2 separate regions of the Homo sapiens genome follow, and region 2 is linked to region 1. The links are chromatin loops, found by intact Hi-C in ENCODE. Cell type or tissue: PC-3. All regions are shown on one strand.

What was found. Peaks named below come from ENCODE experiments on the same cell type or tissue, not always from the same donor. Only the 100,000 strongest peaks of a DNase experiment are listed, where the experiment ranks them.
Region 2: it touches region 1 in a loop (13-fold over the local background); 19 of 110 quality-filtered maps call a loop at or near these places.

Annotation. Positions count from the first base shown.
Region 1 is chr7:23,354,517-23,362,516 of GRCh38, reverse strand. It overlaps IGF2BP3 (insulin like growth factor 2 mRNA binding protein 3), which reads left to right. Exons shown (of 15, transcript NM_006547.3): 4 at 776-827; 5 at 920-983. Among named protein-coding and RNA genes, the nearest start is that of SNORD65C, 38 kb to the left of the region's middle. RefSeq lists silencers at 3,793-4,087, 7,637-7,796. In PC-3, a CTCF peak has its summit at 4,744 (motif pointing left); a DNase peak (open chromatin) is centred at 4,996; H3K4me3 peaks cover 1,436 bases; H3K27ac peaks cover 1,947 bases.
Region 2 is chr7:23,540,383-23,548,382 of GRCh38, reverse strand. No RefSeq gene overlaps it. Among named protein-coding and RNA genes, the nearest start is that of TRA2A, 12 kb to the right of the region's middle. RefSeq lists an enhancer at 3,369-3,418. In PC-3, CTCF peaks have their summits at 1,215 (motif pointing left) and 3,283 (motif pointing right); DNase peaks (open chromatin) are centred at 1,252 and 3,312.

The DNA.
Region 1 (8,000 bases):
AGACAGCTTCAAATTGTACATTTCCCAACCCCGTGTAGACTTAGAAATGTTTGCTTCATTTCACACTTTTGCTGTCTATGTATTTATGTTGGGCTTTAAATTCCACTCCAGGTAGAGTATGCACTGTGCTGTCTTCATTTTTCTAGCCTGCCTTGAGCAATCTGTTTTGTAAGAACCATTCGAGCTGTAAAAGAAGTCCTTTGGAAAAGAACATCTTATAGATAAAACTTTAGTTTTTTTTTTCTCTTTTTATTTTACTTTATTTTTTAGAGATGGGGGGTCTCACTATGTTGACCAGGCTGGTCTCGAACTCCTGGCCTCAAGCTATGCTCCCATCTTGGCCTCCCAAAGTACTAGGATTACAGGTGCGAGCCACCGCGCCCTGTTAAACTTTAGTTTGTAACTTGGTTCCTTGTCTAGTGACTTTGTTTACAAGGAGAAAGTATGATGATGTGTTTGTGTATGTATGAGAAATATATGCTCTTTCTCCTTCAGCCTCAGGAACCAGGCGGCTGTGGCTTTGCATACTTTTCTGAGCCAGTTCTTGGTTAGCCATAGGAAATGAGATTAATGTCAGGGATCTAGGAGAGGGCAGAAGAGACAAGTCTGAGTGTGATATTTGTGGTATCCATCCCTTAGTTCTGCAGTCCAAAGCCCCAGATAATTTTTTGGCTCTTTTCCATCACAATTACTTAGTGATTTTAAGACATATTCCTGCCCTTGATAATAACTTGGGAAACTCAAAATTTATAATTTTCTCTCCCCCTCCTGATAGGTGCTGGATAGTTTACTAGTCCAGTATGGAGTGGTGGAGAGCTGTGAGCAAGGTACATGTCTTCTGAATTGCTTTCAAATTTGTAAAAGGAAGGAAGTAGAAAGAAAACTAACTTTTATTCTCTTCGTTTTTCTCTTCCTCTAGTGAACACTGACTCGGAAACTGCAGTTGTAAATGTAACCTATTCCAGTAAGGACCAAGCTAGACAGTAAGCAGCTTGAAGCTTTTAATCTATATATAATAACTAAGTTAAGTACAGTAACATATTTTGCGGATTTCTCAACTGAGAAGGGCTGGTAGGTGGCAGAGAGAAACTTTATTTTACAAAATTTGACCCTGTAATCGTGCCTTTCTTTTTAAGTTTGAATGTCTAGTAAAAATCTACATTGGTTAAAGTTGTATTACATTTTCAATATATCTTTAATGCCAATAATAGAGTGGTCTAGTATGAAACTGAATCACACCCTATTTGCAGAAGCTCTGGGCCTTGGTATTGTTGCCAAATAACATAAAGTCTCTCCCCGTCTCCCCCTCTTGTATGACACATATATTATGGCTATTTTATCTGAAGCTGGTAAGTTGGATCATGTGTTAAACAACAGTGTTAAATGATAAGTCTTCTTACTCACTGGTTACCTGATTACCATTGTCATTTAGGAGCGTGCAGACATTGGATTAATGTAATTTGCTCTTAGATTTATGGAAAAAAATATATTCCAGTGCAGTAAACAGGCAATACTTGACAGATCAAACAGTCTCCCCTAGGAAAAGATAATTCTATAGGCTGGAAAAGATCTAATAAACTGAGCACTAGAGAGAGAAATGGGGGTCCCACAAATATGGCCTTTAACAGATCTGCCCAGAATATGAACATGAAAGAATGGCATACAAAGTGCTCAGTAGCACAGCACTGGGTGTTAGCTAACTATGGAAGCCTGAACTACCTACCTCCAGATACCATACTGGCAGGAGCAGGCTGACTGTCCTCTGTGTCAGAAAGGTGAAAGAAAAGACCACACTGGCTGACTCTGAGCCCTGAAGGGGAAAAGTAAAACGAGCTGCAAGAGTAGGAGCTCAGCTAGGTTACTATAGGCAGTACTCACTCAGGAGGGACTATGAAAGAAAAGACTGAGAAGAAGATGGAAATGTGTATAAGGTAAATGGAACTTTATTTGTAAAATCAATAACACTCACATGGTTCAAAATATAAAAGATTTGAAGATGCACATAGTACAAATCTTCCTCCCAGTATTATTCCCTAACTACCTTATCTCTTGGGAGATAACCATGTGGAAAACAAATGCTACATGTATGTATTCCTCCTTTTACACAAATGATACCATAACATTTGAATGTTTTGTGTATATAAATATATTTTTTATAGTTACATAGTATTTGATTGTACAGATATGGCATGACTTTGATTAATCGCAGTTTGGATATTTAGGTTGTTTCCAGTCTCTTGCAGTTATGAACAATATTGTAGTGAATCTGTTTTTGCATGTCGTGTGTATGTAAGCATGTATCCACATGATAAATTCCCAGAAGTAGAACTGCACTTTAAATTGTGTTGTAGAGCTGGAGCTAGTTTAAATTTCCATCAGCATTGTGGGGGAGTCTTTCTCCAATTCTCCCTAACACAGGACTTTATCAAACTTTGCCAATCTAGTATGTGAAAGTGATATCTTGTGTTTTTCACTTCTCCCATAAGTGAGACTGGAGGCTTTTAATATGTTTAAACACATTCTGTATTTCTTCTGTTGGTATCCTTTGTTCATGTAAAATTTTTTGGCAATTTATATAAGGTCTCGGACATTATAGAAATTGTGGTATGAGTCATAAAACAAATTTATTTTTCTTTCTCTTCTTTTTTTGACTAATTTTGTTCTTTAGTTGTATCATGTAAGAAGACCAGGAAAATTTTACCTTTTATACCCTCAGTAGAACTGGGGATAAAAGTGAGGGCAGGGAGAAAGCAGAGGCTCCATATTGTTTTAATTTTTATTTATTTTGAGGCTGGGTTATGAGACTGGCAGTCTTTTTTTTTGTATTTTTTTTGTAGACATGGGGTTTCACCATGTTGCCCAGGCTGGTCTTGAACTCGTGGGCTCAAGCGATCTGCCCATCTCAGCCTCCCAAAATGCTGGGATTACAGGCATGAGCCGCTGCACCCGGCCATGTTTTACTTTACAAAGATTTATACTGAATACTTGGTAGAGCCAAGTCCCTGTTGGAAAATATAGGATGATGTGATAAACCCAAGGATATTTGGAGATTGTCAGAGACCTGTTGTTGTGGCCTTATTTGAAAACTTAAATTAGCTAAAGGGAAACAAAATGCTTATTTAATAGTTAATTAGTTGAATGGGAGAACATAAGTTGGAGACATAAGCTATGTAGATTTGAAGAGGCATAAGATGAACTTTGGTAGGGATAAAGTAATTGACATTTTAGCCTTCCTCCTTTAAAAACAAAAAAACAAAGCATTAAGACTGCAAGCACAGGAAAGGTAGACTGGCTAGTCAAGGCAGAATTATTGCTGAAAAGAATCCTAACCACGACAGCAAACTGAATGTAGACACACTGGTGTTCTCAAAATTCTTTAGCGTAGTTGTTAAGAGATTGGTAGGCTTCTGTTGATCCCAAGGAGGAAGGAAAAGGCTGTTAAGAATTGTATAATTTAGTAATTAGGTAACTTAAATAAATTAGGCATTTTGATTAGGGAAGTAGTCTTCATGTCCTTTGTTCTAATATTCAGTCAGTTAACATTTATTAAATACTAAATACTGACCAAAAGTTGCCAATAAGAATATTTGGAGAGGGACTACCTAATTTTAGTTCCTCCCTGTCAAGCGGCCTTATAAGAGTATTGTTCTCACTCCCTCTGCAAGAATTCAAAGATTGAGAAAATTAGAAAGCAATGAGGTATTTTTAAAAGTTAATCTAAGGAGTGGAAAACTCAGTTTTGTGTTACAGTGGTAAAAAAATTATCAGTTTTCTAATAAGCTTTTAAAAGGGATATGGAATATGTTTTCATTCTGTGAGGAGAATTAATTTTATTTGAGAGGCATTGGGTGTAGCAGAGAAAGCGTAAACACCAAAGTCAGGTAGCCCTGACTTAGTAACCTTGACTTCTGAGCTTTGGTTTTCTCAGCTACAAAGTGAAGATTAAAGAGAAACAAATATTTGTGCATATATGCATGTATTTATAGTTTAACCCACTGGTTCTGGGCTGCTTGGAGCAGTTTGAAGTGGCTTGAGCCTGGACTTCCAATGAACCCCATAGGCCTGCTCCATGGGTTCCAAACATGACAGCCTGCTGCCTAAACCAACCTGGTGTCATTTCTCCATGTTTCTCGGTAGCCACCCAAAGCTCAATCTTTAGGTGAAAGGGCTATGCTGGTAATTCTCAGTTTTCTCTTTGTAACATCTGTTGTTTGGAAGGCTATGTGACCTTGATGTACTTGTGAAAGTATGAGTGAGCTTGGAGGTTAAGAGTTCAATTCCAGAGCCCAGTTGCATGGAACAGACTGTGTGCCACCACTTTTCTAGCTGACTTTGGTCAAGTTAATCTGTTATGGTTCAGCCCCATTTCTAAAATGGGAATAACTGTAGTCTTTAGCTAATGAGGCTACTGAGAAAAACTAAGATAATGCCTCCAAAACATGTTTCATAATACCTGTAAGGTAGAGCTCAAAAGTTAGCAGCTATTATGTATTTTTCCAACATGTTTGATTGCTGCTTCTGCTCCCCTGTTATTGTTTGGTATACTTCATTTCCAGTGATGGCTGGTCACTGATGCTGAGGAGCCAGGCAGCTAGTTTTAACGTGGTTGTAGCTGCCTCTGTTAGTTAAAGCTCTATGAATGTCACTTAAGAAGAGTCCTCAAATACGGCTGTATCTTTAAGACAGAACTTAACGTGGAAATTCCTGCCACCTTGTGGCTAAAATAAATCAAAGGTTAATAGTACACATATTTTAGAAAATATTAATACATGTGTTCATTTTAGGCTTAAGTCTTGAATTATTAAAATAAAAATTTGACAAGTTTAAATTTCATTTCATTAGTTTCATTAAAAATGGAAGTATGTGTTTAGTGAATGCACCTTTTCTTGTTCCTCAGAGCGAGAGAGGCTCACCTATTTCCTTCCCTCTTCCAGAGATGTTGAGATAAGCCAGTCAAGGACAGACATTACTCATGAGAGGATTTGTCATGTGTGACAAAGAAATAACCCCCTAGAAAATGTGTAGACATTGAGTTCTTATACTTTCTTTTGTTTGGGGTTATCCTGATGTTTATTTTTGTTAGGGAATAGGAATGTTTATTCATACTTTGAAACTTCAATCATTCTGAGGCAGGAGAATTGCTTGAACCTGGGAGGTGGAGGTTGCAGTGAGCCAAGATTGCGCCATTGCACTCCAGCCTGGGCAACAAGAGCAAAACTCCGTCTCAAAAAAAAAAAAAAGAAAGAAACTATCATTGCAGTTCCTTTGTATCATTGTGAAGATCTGTATAAGGTAAATATGGTTATGTTTAGAAGTGTTTGAAGCAACTTGGCCAGTGGCTAAAGGTAAGAAAATTCCCATTTAAACTTTAACAATTATGTAAATAAAAGATTTATTTTGGAAAAAGAAATAAAGCAGTGAGACAAAGGGATTTTTTGCCATTCAGGGATAACCACTGTTAAATTTGCCATAGAGTTTTGTAGACTTTGTCCCATGCATTATAACTTTCAGAATTACAAAGATCATTCTGCAGAGTTTTGTGGGTTTTTCATTCAGTGTATTTATACTGATTCTAATCTCTGCATAGTGTTGGATCCTCACCACAGTTTCCTATCCCGTCTTCTGTTGTGTGTCATCTAGGGTATTTGCCCATACCGTTTTGTTTTGTTTTGTTTTTAGAACCAATTTAGTCATGAAGCCTTACATTTGGGCTTCATCCATATTTATTGCATTACGGTACATCCTTAAAATCATATTACCCAGGCTTTCAATAATGATTGCCAAATTGTCAACCTCTTATTCTTGATACAAGGAGATAATTGAATTTATGACTTTTCAATAATGGGTTAAACCTCATTTTGTGAGGACCCTGTATTATATACAGGGTGATATCTGGGAATAAAAAAGAAGAGATTTTTAGACATGGAATTTTATTTATTTTAGTATTATTTTTTGAGACAGGTTCTCATTCTGTTGCCCAGGCAGACTTGGGAGTGCAGTGGCACAATCATGGCTTAATGTAGCCTCAACCTCCTGGGCTCAACCAGTCCTCCCACCTCAGCCTCCCAAGTAGCTGGGACTACAGGCATGTGCCACTACACCCAGCTAATTTTTTTTTTTTTGTAGAGGCAGGGTCTCACTGTGTTGCCGAGGCTGATCTCAAACTGCGGGGCTCAAGTGATCCTCCCTCCTTGGCCTCCCAGAGTGCTAGAATTAGAGGTGTGAGCTCCTGCACCCAGCCAGGCATGAAATTTTAGAGCTGAAAGGGACCATGAATCTAATCTTTTAGTTTTATAGGGAGATGGCTAATGCCAAAAAGGAAAATGACCTTTGGAGGATAACGTGGTTATTTAATGTTCAAGCTGGACTAGAATTCTGGTCTCTAGTCCGTATTCTTTTTCCACTATTCAGATCTGTATGTGTGGACTCCTGGGTACGTTTAACTTGTCTGGGTCTCATTTCTTCTCCTTTTTTCTTTCTCTTTCCCCCTCTTCCTCAAGTTGAACTATTTATTGTCTCTATTGAGGCCCATTCAGCTCTAAATTGTGATCTACCCCAATGAACAATTTTTTTTTTTTTTTTTGGAGACAAAGTCTCATTTCATCACCTAGGCTGGGGTGCAGTGGGGCAATCTTGGCTCACTGCAACCTCCGCCTCCCAGATTCAAGCAATTCTCATGCCTCAGCCTTCCAAGTAGCTGGAATTATAGGCTCACGCCACCATGCCTGGCTAATTTTTGTACTTTTAGTAGAGACAGAGTTTTGTCATATTGTCCAAGCTGGTCTTGAACTCCTGACCTCAAGTGATCCACCCATCTTGGTCTCCCGAAGTGTTGGGATTACAGGCATGAGCCACTGCACCTGGCCCCAGTAAACTTCTTATCAATACATTTAAATTCTACCAACTGGCAAAATTACTCATCATCTTCTCAGCGACCCTTAAAATAGCACCAAGAGCAAAGAGTTAAGTAATGATGACAGGATCCTGGTCTGGCGCTGTGGCTCACACTTGTAATCCAAGCACTTTGGGAGGCTGAGGCAGGTAGATCACTTGAGGTCAGGAGTTCGAGACCAGCCTGACCAACATGGTGAAACCCCGTCTCTAGTTAAAAGAAAAAAAAATACAAAATTAGCTGGGTGTGGTGGTACACGCCTGTAATCCCAGCTACTTGGGAGGAGGAAGGAGAATTGCTCAAACCAAGGAGGTGGAGGTTGCAGCAGTGAGCCGAGATCGCGTCATTGCGCTCCAGCCTGGGCAAAAAAGTGAGACTCTGTCTCAAAAAAAAAAAAAATAAAAATAAAAAGACAAAACCAGGCTCCTGAGTAATATACATGTTGGATAAACATCTTTAAGTTCTGTTTAACTGAATACATATGTGTCAAATAATTATGACAGTCGTTCATCTCATGTCTTGCATCTACGGTGGGTTTGGTGAAAATACTAAAATTTTTTTTCCTCGTGAACTCAGCAGATCACCATATGACATAGATGAATAACAAACTTTGTGCCTAGAAAGATTCTAGTAGTTGACTTAAATTCAGTAATTTAGGAGCTGCAATCATGAGAAAGCCGCCATTCTGCATGTTAGGTTCCTCCTGTACCTTTTCAGCTGTGTCTGACTGTGGATGGAGCACTGTGGTTTGAGGGGTTAGGAACTCTGCTTAGATGGCAATTAGACAGTCAGGTACACACAGTAGTGGCTGTCTGCATTCTGCCTGGAACAGCCTGAGTTTGGAGCCATTGGGGCCCAGAAGGTACACTGGGGACTAGAGCCCCGGGCCACCTGACCTCTTCAGTGAGAGAATCTTTTCTTTTCCCCACAAAGAAAAATCTTTTTAAAGCAGCACAATAAAAGTTAGAAGTTAGTTTTTGCCAAGTTATAAAGTTGTTTCTTGTGATACATGTGACTATTTAGATGGTTCTAGAATATAGAAGCATCTGGTAACTGACGTGTGTACCTTTTACCCCAGGGAGAATGATATCTGTATGTGTCTATCTCA
Region 2 (8,000 bases), 190 kb before region 1:
GTTTAATGTAAATATTCCAGAATTAGGTCATGGTGATGGTAGCACAACATTGTGAATATATTATACTAAAACGCACTGTATTTTACACTTTAAAATGGTTTAAGGTAACCCACTGATTTTTACACTTTAAAATGGTTTAAGGGCTGGCACAGTGACTCCAGCCTGCAATCCCAGCAGTTTGGGAGGCCAAGGCAGGCAGATTGCTTGGGCTCAGGAGTTGGAGACCAGCCTTGGCAACATGGCAAGGCCCCATCACTACAGAAAATACAAAAATTAGCCAGGCATGGTAGCACACACCTGTAGTCCCAGATAATCAGGAGGCTGAGGTGGGAGGATTGCTTGAACCCAGGAGGCGGAGGTTGCGGTGAGCCGAGATCGTGCCACTGTACTCCAGCCTGGGTGATGGAGTCAGATCATGTCAAAAAAGAAAGAAAAGAAAAGAAAAGGCAAGAAGGAAGGAAGGAAGGAAGGAAAGGAGGGAGGGAGGGAGGAAGGAAGGGAGGGAAGGAGGGAAAGACAAAGAAAAGAAAGAAAGAAAGAAAGAGAGAAAGAGAGAGAGAGAAAGAAAGAAAAGGAAGCAAGCAAGCAGGCAGAAAGCAAGGAAGCAGACAGGCTTAAAAGTGATTTGTATGTTATATGAGTTTTTTGTTTTGTTTTGCTTTTTGTCTTTTTGTTTGTTGTTTTGTTTTGTTTTTGTTTTTTGTTTTTTTGAGACATGGTCTCGCTCTCGCCCAGGCTGGAATGCAGTGGCACAGCTCACTGCAGCCTCGACCTCCTGAGCTCAAGTGATCCTCCCACCTCAGCCTCCCAAGTAGCTGGGACCATAGGTGCTCACCACCACGCGTAGATTTTTTTTTTTTTGAGACAAGGTCTCCCCATGTTGCCCAGGCTCCAGGGCTCAAGCGATTCTCCTCTCTCAGGCTTCCAAGGTGCTGGGATTACAGGCGTGAGCCACTGCCCCCTGCCTTGTGATTTTTATTATCTGTTATGCGCCAATATTTTAAATTTAGTATTGTCAAATGTAAGGGAAAATAGAAAGTATCAACTTATATAAATCTGCATAATAATGATGTTAAAAAATGACAAGTTGGCCAAAAGGAGAAATAAAGTGGAAAATGTGTAAGTTTGGGGCACCCATCTGCATCTGGAGACCTCTGTAGCCTGGATCACCGACCTTAAATTTCCAGCATGCTCATACTGCCACCTGGTGGCTGTAGACATTCAAAACAGGCAGCGTCCTGCATTTAGGACTTGTTTCCGTTTCTCACCAATTTCTTTTTCTCTCCAAGCTTGCCCTCTTCTGGTTACAAATGATATGCAAAATAAATTCCTTGACAAGGTTTGAAAACCCAAGTGGTTCAGTGTAGTAAGATCTACTAAGCTACCAAACAGCAACATAGGCTACTCCGCGCACACCGCGTATGGGGTAGCCCTGCTCCGCAAGGGACAGCAAAAAAATAAAAACCAAAAACAGAAACAAAAAGAAAAATAACCTAGCAATATTTTAAATTAAATAAGTGGCAAAGGTAGAATTTCAGGCACACCATTCATTTCTTTTTCTTTCTTTCTTTCTTTTTTTATTTTGAGACGGAGTGTCACTCTGTTGCCCAGGTTGGCGTGCAGTGGCACAATTTCTGCTCACTGCAACCCCCACCTCCGAGGTTCAGGTGATTCTCCTGCCTCAGCCTCCCAAGCATCTGGGATTACAGGTGTGAGCCACCACACCCAGCTAATTTTTGTATTTTTATTAGAGATGGGGTTTCCCCATGTTGGCCAGGCTGGTCTCAAACCCCTGACCTCAAGTGATCCGCCCACCTCGGCCTCCCAAAGTGCTGGGATTACAGGTGTGAGCCACTGTCCTGGGCCTGTTTTTTCAAATAAATATGAGCCTGCTTTGTGCCAGGCACTGTTCCAAATCCTAGGAATATAGCAGAAAATAAAACCAATAAAAATCTTTGCCTTCATGGAGCTTACATTCTTGCCGTGTAGGGCAGAACAGTAAAAATGAATGAACCAGCCAACACCTTGGCTCATACCTGTAGTCCTAGCACTTTGAGAGGCCAAGGCGGGCGGATCACCTGAGGTCAGGAGTTCCAGACCAGCCTGGCCAACATGGCGAAACTGCTTCTCTACTAAAAATACAAAAATTAGCCAGGCATGGTGGTGCAGGCCTATAGTCCCAGCCACTCAGGAGGCTGAGGTGGGAAGATCACTTGAATCTGGGAGGCAGAGGCTGCAATGAACTGAGATCATGCCACTGCACTCCAGCCTGGGCAACAGAGTGAGACTCTGTCTCAAAAACAAAACAAAACAAAACAAAAAAACAGTAATCCAGAGTTACACATATCAACATGAATGCATCTCATAACCTAAATGCTGTGGAGGGAAAGTTATATCAGAAAACATACTATAGTAAACCAGGTATATAAAATGTTTAAATGTGCAAAGCAACATTTTATATATGTGTACATATATACATACATATATATACATACACACACATACATAGATTGCTTAAGGTATATCCCATGAATACACAAGAGTTAAATGTTTAACAACTAGCTTTCTGAAAGAAAGAGGAAAAGAACACTAATTTGTAGATTTGTTGATTTTCATAGTATAAATACTATGCAGTTGATTGATGGATTGGTTGTCCTAATGACATCATCAGACATTATCACTCACTACCTAATGAGATCAAAAATTTGTTGAAATAAACCTACTATAGGGAGTGGGCTAAAATGATAGGATGTAGTGCTCAGAAAGTGGAATTCAGATGATGGCAATTATGGCAATGTAGGTGAGGAAGTGACTGTGGTGGAGAGTCGTACTCCCTGCAGGAGTGGAATACAAGGAACTGAGAGTCCAAGATGTTGGAAGGATCATCTGTGTGGATGATGAAGTCACCAAGGTTTAAGATGGTTTTAGTGTTGGAGAGAATGACAATGAAAGGAGTGAAAATCTGTAGATGACTGCAGTAAGGAGAGGTAGTGGGTGATAATGTCTGATGATGTAAAATTCAAAGTTAAGCTGGGCTTTTTTAAGGATTTGGGGAGGGAGAATTGTTTGCAAGCAGCAATAAGAAAGGAAAAAGACTCCCACTCCGCCTCCAAACCCAGTGGTATGAGAAAACACAGATGATCTGAGAGGGCTAAAGAGGAAGTAGTGCCTACAGAAAAGAGTCAGGGTTTCTCAATTTGGCCATTGCCATCTGGGTCTGATAATCCTTTGCTGTGAGGGGCCATCCTGTACATTGTCCTTGTAAGGTGTTTAACAGCATCCCTGGCCTCTACCCACTAGATGTCAGTAGCACCATCTCCAGTTGTGACAGCTAAAAATACCTCCAAACGTTGCCAAATGTCCTCTGGGGAGGTAGGAAAAATTGCTTCCAGGTGAGAATCTCTGAGCTACAGCAAGGTGAATGAACTATTTAAAGAGGAGATAGAGGACACCAGGGGGGTTTGCTGATGATTAACCACGAGTCTCAGTAAAGTGGAAAAGTTGAGAATAAATTAAGCAGAGAGGTCTTTTCTACACTCCCCAGATGGTATCATTTTGGCGACTGACAGACCAAAGTCAGTCCTACCAAGGTGTTTAAAGATACTGTGAATTTTCTCTCTGCTCTGCAAGGGTACCTCTGCTCCTGAAGTTGCTTTTTTTTTCTTTCCTTTTTTTAGATTCCACATATAAGTAGTGAGATCATGCAGTACTTTTCTTTATGTATCTGGCTTATTTCACTTAATATAGTGCCCTCTAGTTTCATCTGTGTTGTGGCAAATGGCAGGATCTCCTTTTCTATAGCTGAATAGTATTCCACTGTGTGTGTGTGTGTGTGTGTGTGTGTGTGTGTGTGTCTATCTCACAGTTTCAGTTTCTTTATCCATTCATCTATTGATGGACACCTAGGTGGTTTCCAAATCTTGGCTTTTTTTTTTTTTTGAGATGGAGTTTTTTATTGTCACTCAGGCTGGAGTGCAATGGCACTATCTCAGTTCACTGCAACCTCCACCTCCCAGGTTCAACCAATTCTCCTGCCTCAGCCTCCTGAGTAGCTGGGATTACAGGCGCCCACCACCACACCTGGCTGTTTTTTTTTTTTTTTTTTATATTTTTAATAGAGACAGGGTTTCACCATGTTGTCCAGGCTGGTCTCGAACTCCTGATCTCAGGTGATCCACCCGCCTTAACCTCCCAAAGTGCTGGAATTACAGGCGTGAGCCACCACACCGGGCCTGGCTATTGTTAATAGTACTGCAGTGAACATGGCAATGAACATGGGAATGCAGATATCTTTACTAGGTGGTGATTTCATTTCCTTTGGCTATGTATACCCAGCAAAGGGATTGCTGGGCTATCTGGTAATTCTATTTTTAATTTCTTTAGAAGTTTCCATACTGGCTGGGTGCAGTGGCTCATGCCTGTAATCCCAGCACTTTGGGAGGCCAAGGCAGGCGGATCACCTGAGGTCAGGAGGTCAAAACCAGTCTGGCCAACATGGTGAAATCCTGTCTCTACTAAAAAACACAAAAATTAGCAGGGCGTGGTGGCAGGTGCCTGTAATCCCAGCTACTCCGGAGGCTGAGGCAGGAGAATCGCTTGAACCCAGGAGGCGGAGGTTGCAGTGAGCTGAGAGTGCACCACTGCACTCCAGCCTGGGCAACTGAGTAAGACCCAAAAGGCCATGCATTGGAAGCTTCTGGATAGCGTGTGAAGGTTCCTGGAGGGTGGTGCACCTGGAGAGGGCATAGAAGCTTCTAGCCCCTTCCCACATGTCCTATCCTATGTATCTTGTCATCTGTATCCTTTGTAATATCCTTTATAATAAACTGGTAAATGGGACCAGCTGCTAAGGTTGCAGTGAGCCGAGATCACGCCACTGCACTCCAGCCTGGACTACAAAGCGAGACCCTGTCTCAAAACAAAAACAAAATGTGGCCTTTTTTTTTTTTAACTTGAAGTTCTTGGCTCAAGCTTCATTGCTCCTTCAATTGTTCCTAATTTTTTAGAACTCCATCCTCCTAGATAGGGCCAGAGTCCTAGTTGTACAGGTGGGAGGAGCAGGTGCTACGCCCATCGTACTAACTGGTGGTGAGGCAGCACAATATGAAGTGGCCCACATTGTGTTTGGAGATGAAACTAGAGGGCCCTTGCTTATCCAGCTGGTCCCATTTACCAGCTTATTATAAAGGATATTACAGAGGATACAGATGACAAGATACATAGGATAAGACATGTGAGAAGGAGCTGGAAGCTTCTATGCCCTCTCCAGGTGCACCACCCTCCAGGAACCTTCACGCACTATCCAGAAGCTCCCAATGTATAGCCTTTTGTGTCTGGCTTCCTTCGCTTGGCATAATGTTTTCAAGGTTCATCCATGATGGACCATGTAACAGTATTTCATTCCTTTTTATGACTAAATAGTATTTCATTGTATGGACATACCACAGTTTTTTATCCATGCATCAACTGATAAACATTTGAAATATTTCAACTTTTTGGCTATCATGAACAATGCTGCTATATACATTTGCATACAAGTTTTCATGTGAACAAACATATGTTTCCCTTCGGTATATACCTAGGAATGGGATTGCTGGGTCATACAGTAATTCTCTGTTTAAGTTTTTGAGGAACTGCCCATCTGCTTTCCAGAGAAGGTGCACCAGTTTACATTCCCACTAGCAGTGTATGAAGATTCCAATTTCTCCATATCCTTTTCAATACCTGTCATTGATTGTTCTTTTTTCAACGTTATAGTAGCCATCTTAGTAGGTGTAAAGTGGTATCTCATTGTGGTTTTAATTTGCATTTCTCTAAGACTCATGGTGTTGAGCATCTTTTCATATGTTCATTTGCCATTTATATATCATCTTGCTTTTTTTTTTTTTTTAGAGACAGGGTCTCCTTCTGTCACCCAGGCTGGAGTGCAGTGCTGCCACTGTAGCTCACTGCAGCCTCCAATTCCTGGGCCCAAGCCATCCCCCTACCTCAGCCTCCCACAGTAGCTAGGATTATAGACCCACACCAACATACCCAGCTAATTACAAAAATATATATATATATAATTCTAGCACTTTGGGAGGCTGAGGTGGGAGGATTGCTTGAGGCCAGGAGTTGTAGGCTGCAGTGGGCTATGAGGTGACAGAGCAAGCCCCTGTGCCCCCAAAACACCAAAAAACAAAAACAAAACAAGAAACTAAGAAAAAAAAATTTTACAGCAACAAAAGCTAACAATTTTTTAAAATTAAATAAAAAATGAAAAAAAAAACCAACAATTAGAAAATGAACAAAGGACTTCAGTAGATTTCTCCCTACGGAAGAGATATAGCCTGGGTATGGTGGCTCATGACTGTAATCACAGCACTTTGGGAGGCGAAGATAGGAGGATCACTTCAGGCCAGAAGTTTGAGATTAGCCTGAGAAATATAGTAAGACCCTGTCTCTATAAAAAATAAAATAAATAATAATATAATAAATAATTAATAAGTAAATTTTTTAATAGAGAAGGGGTCTCACTATGTTGCCCAGGCTTGTTTTTGCTTTTCTTTTTTTGAGACGGAATCTTGCTCTGTCGCCCAGGCTGGAGTGCAGTGGCGCGATCAAGGCTCACTGCAGTCTCCGCCTCCCGGGTTCACGCCATTCTCCTGCTTCAGCCTCCTGAGTAGCTGGGACTACAGGTGCCCGCCACCATGCCCGGCTAATTTTTGTGTATTTTTAGTAGAGACAGGGTTTCACCATGTTAGCCAGGATGGTCTCGATCTCCTGACGTTGTGATCTGCCCGCCTCAGCCTCCCAAAGTGCTGGGATTACAGGCGTGAGCCACTGCGCCAAGCCGCTTGTTTTTTCTTAAACTGTAAGCGTTATTTATTTACTCTAAATACTAGACCCTTATTAGACATATGATTTCTAAATATTTCTCCTTTTCAGTGGATTGTTTTTTCTCTCTGTTGATATTATCCTTTAATGCACAAAAGTTGTAAATTTTGATGTTCTAATTTACCTATCTTCTCTTTGAATGTGGTTGATCTTTCTCTCTTTCAGTGTTGAGATCTAGTTCCTAAGAACTGGCTAAATGCTATGGGTTAATTTTGTTGTGTTCTACTCTGAGTGCTTGAGGTGATAAAATGTTTGTTGGTTGGTTGTTTTTTTTCTTTTAAGACAGTGTCTTGCTCTGTCACCCAGGCTGAAGTGCAGTGGCACAAATACTGCTCACTGCAGCCTTGACCTCCTGTGCTCAAGTGATCCTTCTGCCTCAGCCTCCTGTGTAGTGGGGACACAGGCATGCACCACCACACCTAGCTAATTTTTTAAATTTTTTAGAGACAGGGTCCCACTTTGTTGCCCAGGTCTCAAACTCCTGGGCTCAAGCAGTCCTCCCACCTCAGCTTTGCAAAGTGCTGAGATTACAGGCTTGAGGTACTGGGGAGGCCACAAAATATATTTTTGGCCGAGCACAACAGCTCATGCCTGTAATCTCAGCACTTTGAGAGGCCGAGGCCAGGGGTGGGTCACTAGAGGTCAGGAGTTTGACACCAGCCTGGCCAACATGGCGAAACCCTGTCTCTACCAAAAATACAAACATTAGTTGGGCATGGTGGCAGGCGCCTGTAATCCCAGCTACTCGGGAGGCTGAGGCACGAGAATAACTTGAACCCAGGAGGAGAAGTTGCAGTTAGCAGAGACTGTGCCACTGCACTCCAGCCTGGGAGACAGAGCCAGACTCTGTCTCAAAAAATAACAGTAATAATATTAAAAAGAAGAGATAGCTCATGCCTATAACCCTAGTGCTTTGGGCATTCCCACATCCACCACTTTGGGTTTAATAAATTTGCTGGAGCAGCTCACAAAACTCAAAGAAACATTACAAAATATATGGTATGGGGGAAGGGGTGTGGAGCTTCCATGCCCTCCCTGGGCAAGCCACCCTCCAGGAACCTCCAAGTATTAGCTATCTGAAAACTCTGTGAACCCAGTCCTCCTGGGTTTTTATGGACAATTAT